Linked DNA regions of Mus musculus: region 2 is linked to region 1. The links are chromatin loops, found by intact Hi-C in ENCODE. Cell type or tissue: gastrocnemius. All regions are shown on one strand. Each heading gives the region's core, and the rest is flanking DNA. Links, peaks and the distances in the headings are about the cores only. Region 1 overlaps Arhgap23 (Rho GTPase activating protein 23). Region 2 overlaps Gpr179 (G protein-coupled receptor 179).

Region 1 (5,363 bases), core at 250-5,249:
ACCTCTCCTCTCCCTCTGAGCACGGCCTCTGTCTGGTCTTCTCTGATAGGGTCTGCTCCCACACCAGCTTCCTAAGAGCTCTGTCTTTCTGCCCTTCCAAGCTGGTCTCAGTCTGCCTTTTCCCTTGGTCCCAGGCTGTCACATGACCTCACTTAGTCAGGGCCTGAGGATACTGTCAACCCACATAGGTGATGTGCCATCATCCCAAATGCAGTAGGGCCACAATCTGACTCATCTCCTTCAGCTTCTCCTCAAGCCAACCTGTTCCTCACACAGATACCAGTCCTCCCTCTGGTCTCTCTGCCTGTCCTTCCTCCCTCTCCCGGCCTCCACTTACCCAGGGCCCTCTGTTATCCTGACCATTAGTGACCCCAGCATCTCTGGGCTTCTTTCCTCCCCCTCTGCTCCCGGGCTTGCACTCTCAGTTCTCCACAAAACCTCAGCATCGCTCTCGCTCACACCCTACCCTCGGCAGTGCTCCCCCCAGATCTGCCAAAAGTTCCTCACAGTCCTCTGGTTCAAGGTCAAAAGCTTTAGAAACCCATCACTCCCCCTGGGTCTTACATCCCCACCCCCAAACACAAAAAGTGTATCCACCTTTTTCCAACCCTCAAACCCTTCCACGAGTCTCAAACAACGCTGTCATTCCCTGCCAACTCTCCCACCTGCTCTCCTATACCCTCAGGAACTCTGGAGGCTGCCTCTGCTCCATCCCTCAGCAATCCCTCCCTCCTCTTATACACAAGTGCTTAATGGCAGGTCCTGGGGTCTGTGGTGCTTCACTAGCCAGATTCGTGGCTTTCCCCTGTAAAGCCCTTTGCATTAGAGCCCCTTTGGTCAAATAAAATCTTAACACAAAAATCCAAGGTGGGGCTGGCGAGATGGCTCAGCAGTTAAGAGCACTGACTGCTCTTCCGAAGGTCCTGAGTTCAAATCCCAGCAACCACATGGTGGCTCACAACCATCCGTAATGAGATCTGACACCTTCTTCTGGTGTGTCTGAAGACAGCTACAGTGTACTAATGAATAATAATAAATAAATCTTAAAAAAAAATCCAAGGTGGGCTAGTGAGAGAGGCGCTCAGGTAAAGGTGCTTGTGCCAAGCCCAAAGCCGAGTTTGCTCCCGGGACGCACATGATGGAAAGAAAGAACCAACTTCCACACGTGCACCACAGCATACACAAAGTCTGTGTGGAGCCCCCAGCAAATAAACGAATAGATGTGAAAAGTTCAGAGCAGAGCAGGGTGGCCCTCCATCCAGCAAAGGAAGGGGTCTTGACTTGAGTGTGGCCTCTTCAAAGCCCCTCTGGGAACCTAAGACTCCAGGAATCATTTGAAAACTGCCAGGCATACTACCCACTCTTTGGTGCAGTGTGTCAGCAGCTACAGTCTGCTCTCAGCTTCAGCCTCTCTTTCCAGGCTACACACTGGTGGCCGGCCACCTTGAAAGCAAGGCGCACCCTCTTCCACCAGGCCAGGGATCTTTGAACCTCAGCGGCCCATGGAATGCAGCCCATTTTGCCTGGTGCTAAAGGACTGTAGAAAGGAGAGAGGGTGGGCAGGATGAGGATGCAGAGGAGAGCGGGGGAGGCAGGAAGAGCAGCAGGAGGCCTAAAAAAATGCTCACTAGCTGGCTCTCTTGGAAGTTCAATTCCCAGCAAGTGTTCAGCCCTCTCTCTGCCCGTATTTGTATTTGATTTTAGCTGAGAGAACTGGGCCGTCCTAAGTGCTCATGCAAAACTGTCACCTAGCCAGGGAGGACAGCTGCCTTGCCACTGCACATATCTATAATCCCAGCTCTTGGAAGGCAGAGGCCTGGGCTACATAGAGGACCCTCTCAAACAAAACAAAACAAAACAAAACAAAACAAAACAAAACAAAACAAAACAAAACAAAACAAAACAAAACAGCTGCCTCTGTCTCAGTACCCAGCAGGCCAGGGCTCCATTTCTTTTTGGGCCATCCTTGGGGAGGTGCCCACTGGGCCTGCTGACTGGGCAGGCAGGCTTTCTCCTGCCACCTGGACACTCTGGCCCAGTGACAAGCAGAGTAGAACATGGTGAGTACAACCAGGCAGTTCCTGGACTCCACCAGCAGCCGAGCCACACCCACCTCATCCTGCAGGTTGATGTCACTTGGCCCACGGTTGAGCTGCTCCTGCAGGCTAGACACCACTGCGTTGTTGCCAGGTACCCGGTAAATGCCAGTTGATTCCAGCCCCCGGGCCTCCACAATACGGCAGCAGGCAGCAACGATCAGGGGGACACGCTAGGAGCACAGACATGGGAGAGGGATTAGGGAGATGGCTGGGGTAGGAGGCTAAGTGGTAGAGAATTAAGACCAGAGCTGCTACCAGGACACCCGAGGAGATGAAGTCTTTACGGCCTCCATCTAAGGGTCAGAACTAATATGAGCCACCGACTCAGAAGGTGCAAACCAGGGCGGACCTCAGTTCGGCAGCCACCTGGCTGTGTACATGAGGAACGGGCAGCCGCTACATCCTCACAGCTCTGGTCCCCTACCCAGGTCTCCTAGGTGCTGCCTGCTTCGAGCACTGTGGGGACCCACCTGGTTCTCGGTGGCAGGCTGGCACTCCTCCAACCGGATTCCAAATGCCCTCGGGGCGGCCTTCTTGTTCTTCTTGATAATATTGATGCCCCAGGGGGTTTTGGGAGCTGCAACACTGTCTTCTGGGATGAACAATGGCAAAGAGAGCTGGGGTCAGCTGAAGGAGGTCAGAAGGGTCCCACACATTCAATGCCACACCCACACACTAGGACACAGGGACTTCATCAAATAACTAGGGAGACTGAAAGGTGAGAGAAGGCTTAGGGGGCAAGGTGACTGGCCCCCAGGAAGGAGACCATGGCTCCATGAGGGTAGTTGGTGGCCTCAAGGACCAATCTGTGAGATGAGAGCACATTTTGGCATGACCAAAGGAAATGCTTTCTTTCGGCTATTTAAAAAAAAAAAAGATTTTAAAGTTTAAACAAAAATATGTGTGTGTGTGTGTGTGTGTGTGTGTGTGTGTGTGTGTGTGTGTGTACTGGGGGATGCATATGAGTGTTGACGCCCACAGATGTCAGAGGTGTCAGGTCTCCTGAGGCTGGAGCTGCAGGTACTTGTAAGCTCTGAGAATCCAACTCAGGCCCTCTGGAAGCTCTTTACTGCTGGGCAGTCTCTCTGGCCCAGGAAGTGGCTCCTGATAGCCCAAAGTGTAAAGATGCAGGCCTGCCTGCAGTGAGCCTCTCATTCCCAAAGGACACAAGCAGAAACAGAGGGCTGCCTACAAGAATTTTCTGGAAGCAAACCAGAATCCAGATGTTTTCAGCCCTGAAACCTTGAGGCTCCAGACCCCTCATCGGCTTACACTTAAAGCAGAAAGCAGCAGTAACCCTGGGCACACACAGGCTGGAGCGCCCTGGGCACACACAGGCTGGGGCGCCCTGGGCACACACAGGCAGGGGCGCTGCCCAGCACAAGCACCCACTGTGCACCCAGCCCTCCTACCCTTGCTTCCTGGGGGCTGCTCCTGAGTTCTGAGGCCGCGGACTGCAGTCTGCTTGAGGAATTCAGACTTGAGGCCTCCCAGGCCCCGAGAGCCTTTAGGGGAGGAATCGGCTTTGGGCCCAGAGCTATGGCTGCAGAGGGAAAAGGAAGAGGAGGGGTGTCTTCATCTGGAGCGGCCCAGAGTGCCGCTTTCCCTGGCCTCCGTCCTCTCCAACTAGAGACAATTCTCTCGGCTCACTTGTCTGAGCGAGGACTAGAGATCTCTGCCTGGAAACTCCCAACCCCATAGGCTTTCCTCCCCACCACAGGCTGCTCTGGGAGAACTGGCCTTACCTCACTTTGCGATAGTCATTAAGCTTCTTGCTGATCAGAGCTTGGTTGGCACAGCCGGGGTCCTGCAGTGAGGGGAGGGGGAGGAGAGATGAACCACATCAGGGCCCACAGCCCACGTTACCAGAGTTCCTCCCTGGCCCCTGCCTCAGCCTTGCCTCTCTCCACCATATGGACAGCATAGACCCAGATGGACAAAGGCCAGGGCTGACCTCCCTGGGCAGCTGTGTGACTTTGGGGAAGCCACCTAACATCTCTGAGCCCCAGTCACTTTGGCAATAAGCATAGGGAGGCTGGACAAAGCAGCCTCCATGCTGGGGTGCAGAACTGCATAACACTGCTCCCAGACCTGTCATGTACAGAGGGACAATGGCTACAGGTGGCTACTACAGTAACCCAGGAGAAAGCCTCCAGAACAGGGACACAGGCCCTCTGCCGGGAAGTGGGAGGACCCCACCGCCATCCTCAGGGAAAGGGCTATCCAGGTACAAGCCCAGGCAGATGGCCCTCATAGCGACGCCATCCTCCAAGACCGAGACTGTGCTTCCTCTGCCCAGGTGTATCAAATGACCTCCGTGCAGATGGGACCTTGAGGAGACATGGGCAGTTCCCAGGAGGGATGCCTCTTTTTTTTAAAGCTCTCCCCAACCCCTGCCAAATCACTTGGCCTAACCCCTGCCCACCTGCTGCCAAAGGCTAAGCCTCTGGCTAAGGTCAGTGTGTCTGCCCTCTGACTCAGGACAGTGCTGCAGTGTGTCTGCCCTCTGACTCAGGACAACTCATTCTGCACCCCATCCCTTGGAGGTGGCCTACTCCAGCCTACCAGAGGCTATGGCTGGCCTGGAGCTGACCTCAATGGGACAGAGCTTGCCCAAGGCAGTCCCAACAATGACAGTAATTACTGTCACCATCACAGTTGTTATTGTTTTGGCTGGTCATTGGGCCCTGAGGATGCCAGCCGTCCTGCAGCCAGTGCATGCATCTGTCCTCAAACCCAAACTCACGTGGACAGTCCCACGGTAGATTCTTTTCCTAGGAGAGGGAGCGAGGCTCAGAGTGGCTACCCTAGGTCACAACAGCTGAGAGGCAGCCCTGCCTTGCCCTGCCCTGCCCCTGCCTTGCTCTGGTGGCCCACTGGGCACAAGCCCAGGGCCTCACCTCGCCCTCGGCCCTGCTGTTCTCCCGGATCGCTCTGATCCAGCCCAGCATGTCATCCCGATCCTCAGCCTGAAAGAGATATTCACAGAAGTCAGCGGTGGTCAGCCGGAACACGTGCCTCCTTTTGGTCTCGCTGTAGGAGATGTCCACCAGGCAGGAGCCGATGCAGACGGGCGCCGCCTCGTCCTCACCTGCGCCGGCCGCCGCAGCCCCCGCAGCCGCCGGCCCGGGCTCCCGCCGCTCCTTGCTCAACGAGAGCGAGCGCGCCCGCAGGACGGCATAGACGCGCTTCCACTGGCGCAGGCCGCCGCCCGCTTTCTGCAGGGAGACACAGAGTGGGAGAAACAGGGCAGCGGTGAGAGCC
Region 2 (5,363 bases), core at 260-5,259, 120 kb after region 1:
CTCAGCATTCCCACCGTGACCCTAACTGCCAATTTGCTGCCCTAGGGGACAGGTGCAGATGGACATCGACCTCCAAAGTGTGGACATCAACCAGTGTGCAAGCGGCCCGGGCTGGTACTCAAACACACACCTGTGCGACCTCAACAGCACCCAGGCAAGAAGGATGGCTCCACCGAGCCCTGCCTTCATTCCCCTTTCTTATCACTGCCAAAGCCACCCGGACCTCTCAGGGCTTCAAGGCAGTACCAAGTGATTGGCAGAGGTGCAAGGGCGGGCTTTGGTAAAGCAAGGCTAATGTACAACCTAGTCCATCCCTTCTACTTCTCCCCAAAAAAGCTACCCCTCCTGCCTGTGAAACCTCAGTGTGCCTCCCTGCTGCCCTCCATTCTGGTACTCAGCACTCCAGGATTCCTCTTAAAAAAAAAAAAAAAAAAAAAAAAAAAAAAGATTCATGTATGTGAGTACACTGTAGCTGTCTTCAGACACACCAGAAGAGGATACCATTCTGGATGGTTGTAAGCCACCATCTGGTTGCTGGGAATTGAACTCAGGACCTCTGGAAGAGCAGCCAGTGCTCCTAACTGCTGAACCATCTCTCTAGCACCCTGTAGAGAGAAGTTCTTTAAACAAAAAGATACACAACTCAAAATAGCTTCAGGAAGTTCCTGAAACTGATCAGATTCACTAGACTCCTCCCTGCCAAATACATGCTGAGAGTCCCTTTCAGAGAGGTGAAGCAGAATAGCAAAGATTCTCAGAGAAAAGCTGCAAAGACCACTCTGAGACCAGACCAGCCGCCTGGAAGACGCAAGAACCAGCTGAACTCCCTGGAAGAGGTTTAGGCCCCTGGAAAGGTTGAGCTGCCTGCAGGCTGTGCAGTGTGTTTAGCCATTTCTCCCGGCCCCAGGATTCCTCTTTAGGGCAACTTCTGAGCCAGGAGCTTTCCCTCTCCTAGGCCACCTGCTTCATGTCAACACAGCTCTGAGCTCCTCATGGTACACAGAGGATGCTCCATTTGTATTCATGGAAGTTAATAGAATTGCTGACGGGTAGAGGAGGAGGCTAGCCACAGCTCAAAAAGGTCTGGGAGTGTTGAACGTGGCAAACCAAGCCAAATGCAGGCTCAAAGCCCTTACCTCTGAGATACCTGTTCTCAGCCACTGACCTCAGTCTTCCCTGCCCACCTCTGAGGCCACGGCCATGCGCTATTCCCCTCTGCTTAGCGAACATCAATAGGGGGGAGGGAGAATAAAGAGCTGACTTTGCCATTCCCCCAGCCTGGTTTAAGGCTGAGAAAAGCAGTCCTATGTTTAAAGCCAGATAGGTCCTGATGGAAGTTGACCCTCTCTGGGGAGGTCTTTTTAAACTCCCCTGTCTTAGGGTTACTGTTGTTGTGATGAAACATCATGACCAAAGCAACCAGAGGAGAAGGGGGTTTAGTTCACTCTTACTTCCATAGAACGGTTCATCATTAAAGGCAGCTCGGGCAGGAAACTCATGCAAAGCAGGAGCCTGGAAGCAGGAGCTGATGGATGCAAAACTCATGGCAGGGTGCTGCTTACTGGCTTGCTCATCATGGTTTGCTCAGCTTGCTGTCTTATAGAACCCACCCCCACCAGCCCAGGGATGGCCCCCACTCACATCAATCACTAATTAAGAAAATGCCCTTCAGATGGATCTTATGAAGGCATTTTCTCAGTTGGGGCTCTGTTCACTTTCAATAACTCTAGCTTGTGTCAAGATGACATAGACTGGACTGGAGAGATGGCTCAGAGGTTAAGAACATTGTCTGCTCTTCCAGAGGTCCCCGAGTTCAATTCCTAGCAATCACATGGTGGCTCACAACCATCTGTAATGAGATCTGGAGCCCTCTTCTGGGATGCAGGCATACATGCAGGCAAAATGCTGTTTACATAATAAATAAATAAGTCTTAAAAAAAAAAACTAACATAGACTAGCTATTACATCATCTGTGTGTACCAAGTGGGATGGGTCATGGGAACCTTTTGAAGCAGGGTGTAGGCACACAAGGTATGATGGAGCTCTGAGCTCTCTCTGTCTTCACTCCCCCCAGTAAAGAGCTAGGCACCAAGAAATGGGACTCGAGGTCCCTGCTACTAACAAAGAGTTAGGTATCCTGTACTCTTTTCTTGGATAATCCTTTAAAAGGCCTAACGGCAGAGATGAGAAAGTTTCCAGAGGAGGAAGGGCTAGGCAAGAACCAGAGACAGCTTCTGGTGAACTCTCCTAATGTAAACACAGAAGCCATGGAGGGAGGGGGCTCTTTGCCACAGCACGGAAAGCTTTCGGAGAAAAACATCATACAAACAAATGTCATTTGTCATCCCCACAGTGTGTCCCTCTGGAGAGTCAGGGTTTTGTCCTTGGCCGCTATCTCTGCCGCTGCCGACCTGGATTCTATGGAGCTAGTGGTTCTGGGGGTACGTAAGTGTGGAGAGGGCTAAGCAGAGGTTTTGTGAGCCAAGGTAAGTCGAGATGGAACATCTATGGAAGAAAGGTGGGCTGAAGGTGACCCTGGGAAGAAGTGGGGGCTCGCCAGTGTGGTGGCACACGCCTTTAATCCCAGCACTCGGGAGGCAGAGGCAGGCAAGTTTCTAAGTTCGAGGCCAGCCTGGTCTACAAAGTGAGTTCCAGGACAGCCAGGGCTACACAGAGAAACCCTGTCTTGAAAAAACAAAAAAAAACAACAACAAAAAAAAGTGGGGGCTCAACAGGAGAAAGCCAAGAGGAGAGGAGGCTGGGCGGAGTGGTGCAAACTTGTAATCCCAGCACTTGGGAGGATGAGGCAGGAGGACTGCCATGAATTCAAGGCCAGTTTGGGCTACAAACTGAGATCCTGTCTTGAGAGAAAAGGAGGGAGAGAGGAAGAGCAAGAGATAGAGACCAGCAGCAGGGCATTTTGTAGGTGTCTTCCTTCTGAGAACAAACAGAATACATAGATATGAGACAAGTTAGCCTTAAGCCTGGCGTCACTTCTTCCTGTCCTTCCCGGGACATACCCACTTCATTTCTATTCCTGGGGTCATAAGGTACAGGAGGGCATGGAGCCTTCAGGACCCAAGGCTAGACCTTCACGTGTCTCCAGCCAAGCTCTCCTTCTTCCACCCCTTTTATTCTTTGCAGGCTTAGAAGAGAGTGCAACACAAGCTGCCGGGCAATTTGGGTCCCCACAAGACAGCTTAGGGAAGCTGCTACGGTGCCAGCCGTGTCCTGAGGGCTGCACCAGCTGTCTGGATGCCACACCATGCCTGGTGGAAGAGGCCCTGGCACTGAGGACGGCAGTGCTGGCATGCCAGGCCTGTTGCATGCTGGCGGTCTTCCTGAGTATGCTGGTGGCCTACCGTTGCCGAGGGAGCAAGGCAAGAAGGCCCCCCACTTCTCCTCAGCACACACATCCAACCCATCTCAGCTAGAGAACTAAATCCTGGGGAAACCAATGCCCGTCTTGCTTCTTTACATCAGAATGTGTGACATTAGGCAGTGACCTCTCTCTATCTTAGACCTGCTTCTGCCTCTGCAACATTGTATTTGATTCAACAAATACTAGTTGAATGCCTACTCACTTCAAAATACTACAGAGGCACTCTGCAAGAGAAGTAATGTGACCCCGGTGGCAGGGAGGAAGCAATGAGACAGGGCAAGGATGGAGGTGGTCGCCAGGTGTGGTAGGAGCTAAGAGAGGAGACCCAGTTATTCTGGAGGAGACAGCATGGTAGAGAGTGTGAAAAGTGATGTTGGATTCAGGCTTGAAGGTTAACTGGTTTTTACAGCGAGGAAATGGGGGAATCTTATTCTAGATAAAGTACAGTCTGACCCAAAGCTCGGAGGAATGCCAGAGGCCCTTTCTAGCTTCTGCAACCTCTGCTGTGAGCCCAGCAAGTGTAGCTAGACCCTGGGGTGAGACTGGACAAGTGGCTGTGGACAGAGGGTGGAGCTAGTGCTGATGGGGAAAGCCAGGGCCAGAGTGAGCATCCTGACAGACCCAGGCCAGGCTTGGTGCTCACACCCCGCTCACACCCTGTTCACACCTGTCTCCCCTGGGCTAACAGAGGATCCGGGCATCTGGAATCGTCCTGCTGGAAACCATCCTTTTTGGATCCTTACTTCTCTACTTCCCGGTGAGTCTGTGACCTGTAGTCTGTCTGCAGCAGGCATGGAGAAGTAAAAAAGAGGGCGGGGGAGGAACTGCATCCTGCCAGAGCTCAGTGCTATGGGCAGGCAGACTCGGGGAACTACCGCATGCTCTCTACGTGGCCCAGATGGGCGTCTGGCTGTGGGAAGCCACGGAACCCCAGTCCAAGGGGATAGAGAGGGAGTAGTCCAGGGTCTCTGGGATTCATGGAGGCCAGAGACAACAGGTTCTCAGTCTTGTACATCCCAGATGTCACAGTATGTCTCCGAAGAGCTGAGGACAAAGTGAAGGCGGGGGGGTGGGGTGTGGGGTAGGGGGGAGCTCAGTCAGCCCCCGGGGTCAAAGGGAGAAGAGGGCAGGGGGAGAGGGGGCGCTGGGTGGTTCCTACTCCGGTGAGAGCCCTTGGTCTGGTCCATGGCTGGAGCGCAGGAAGGCCTTCCAGAGAAAAGTTAGACACGGCTCTTTTTTTTCTTCTTTTGCCACCCCCCTAGACGCGGCTTTTTAGAGGAAAGCCTGCTCTGTTGCCCCAACATGGCGAGCGTCGATGAGTAGAGACGGTCCATGGTTTTAGAGCTTTATTGTAGAATGTCAAAGAGAAAGAGAGAAGGTAGAAAGAGAGAGGACGGCCATGGCCACGTGGAGAGAGGGGGGCAGGGAGGGGGAGAAGGAGAACTAGAGATGAGAATGAGAGATAGAGCTAAAGAGAGAGAGGTAACTGTGAGGGTAGAGTCTAGCCAGAATGCCAGGAGCTTGGGACTTTGTCTGCGTGACTGATAAGTCACATGATTATGGCGTTGGGGGCTCCGTGGTGTCAGGAGCCTATGTCTGGGAACATGGCTCACTGTTCCGTCCCTTGTAGAGTTTTCTACTGGGTCTCCGGAGTATGCCTTGCTCAACCAAAACACAGGCTGCCTTTCACCGTTCCACAGTAGTTGGCCTCTCTTCTTAATACCCCCCACTCCTGTGGTACTGGAGAGGTGGCTCAGAGGCTAAGAGCACTGACTGCTCTTCCAGAGGTCCTGTGTTCAATTCCCAGCAACCACATGGTGGCTCCCAACCATCTGTAATGGTATCTGATGCCCTCTTCTGGTGTGTCTGAAGACAGCTACAGTGTACTCATATACATAAAAACAAAAAGCAAAAACCCACACCCCAACTGTCCTTCTTCAAAATCCTTCCTTGCCTTCCTAGGAAGATTTGGCATCTTTAC

The links. Peaks named below come from ENCODE experiments on the same cell type or tissue, not always from the same donor. Only the 100,000 strongest peaks of a DNase experiment are listed, where the experiment ranks them.
Region 2: it touches region 1 in a loop (2.6-fold over the local background); 8 of 42 quality-filtered maps call a loop at or near these places.

What each region holds. Positions count from the first base shown.
Region 1 is chr11:97,463,338-97,468,700 of GRCm38, reverse strand. Arhgap23 (Rho GTPase activating protein 23) reads right to left here. Exons shown (of 19, transcript NM_021493.2): 7 at 5,000-5,317; 8 at 3,845-3,906; 9 at 3,512-3,642; 10 at 2,570-2,691; 11 at 2,114-2,269. Among named protein-coding and RNA genes, the nearest start is that of Arhgap23, 16 kb to the right of the region's middle. In gastrocnemius, for the core only: no CTCF peak of the experiment used is centred there; DNase peaks (open chromatin) are centred at 1,769, 2,053 and 2,574; H3K27ac peaks cover 863 bases.
Region 2 is chr11:97,344,484-97,349,846 of GRCm38, reverse strand. Gpr179 (G protein-coupled receptor 179) reads left to right here. Exons shown (of 12, transcript NM_001081220.2): 3 at 46-154; 4 at 2,354-2,441; 5 at 3,145-3,380; 6 at 4,071-4,139. Among named protein-coding and RNA genes, the nearest start is that of Gpr179, 5.2 kb to the left of the region's middle. In gastrocnemius, for the core only: no CTCF peak of the experiment used is centred there; a DNase peak (open chromatin) is centred at 3,275.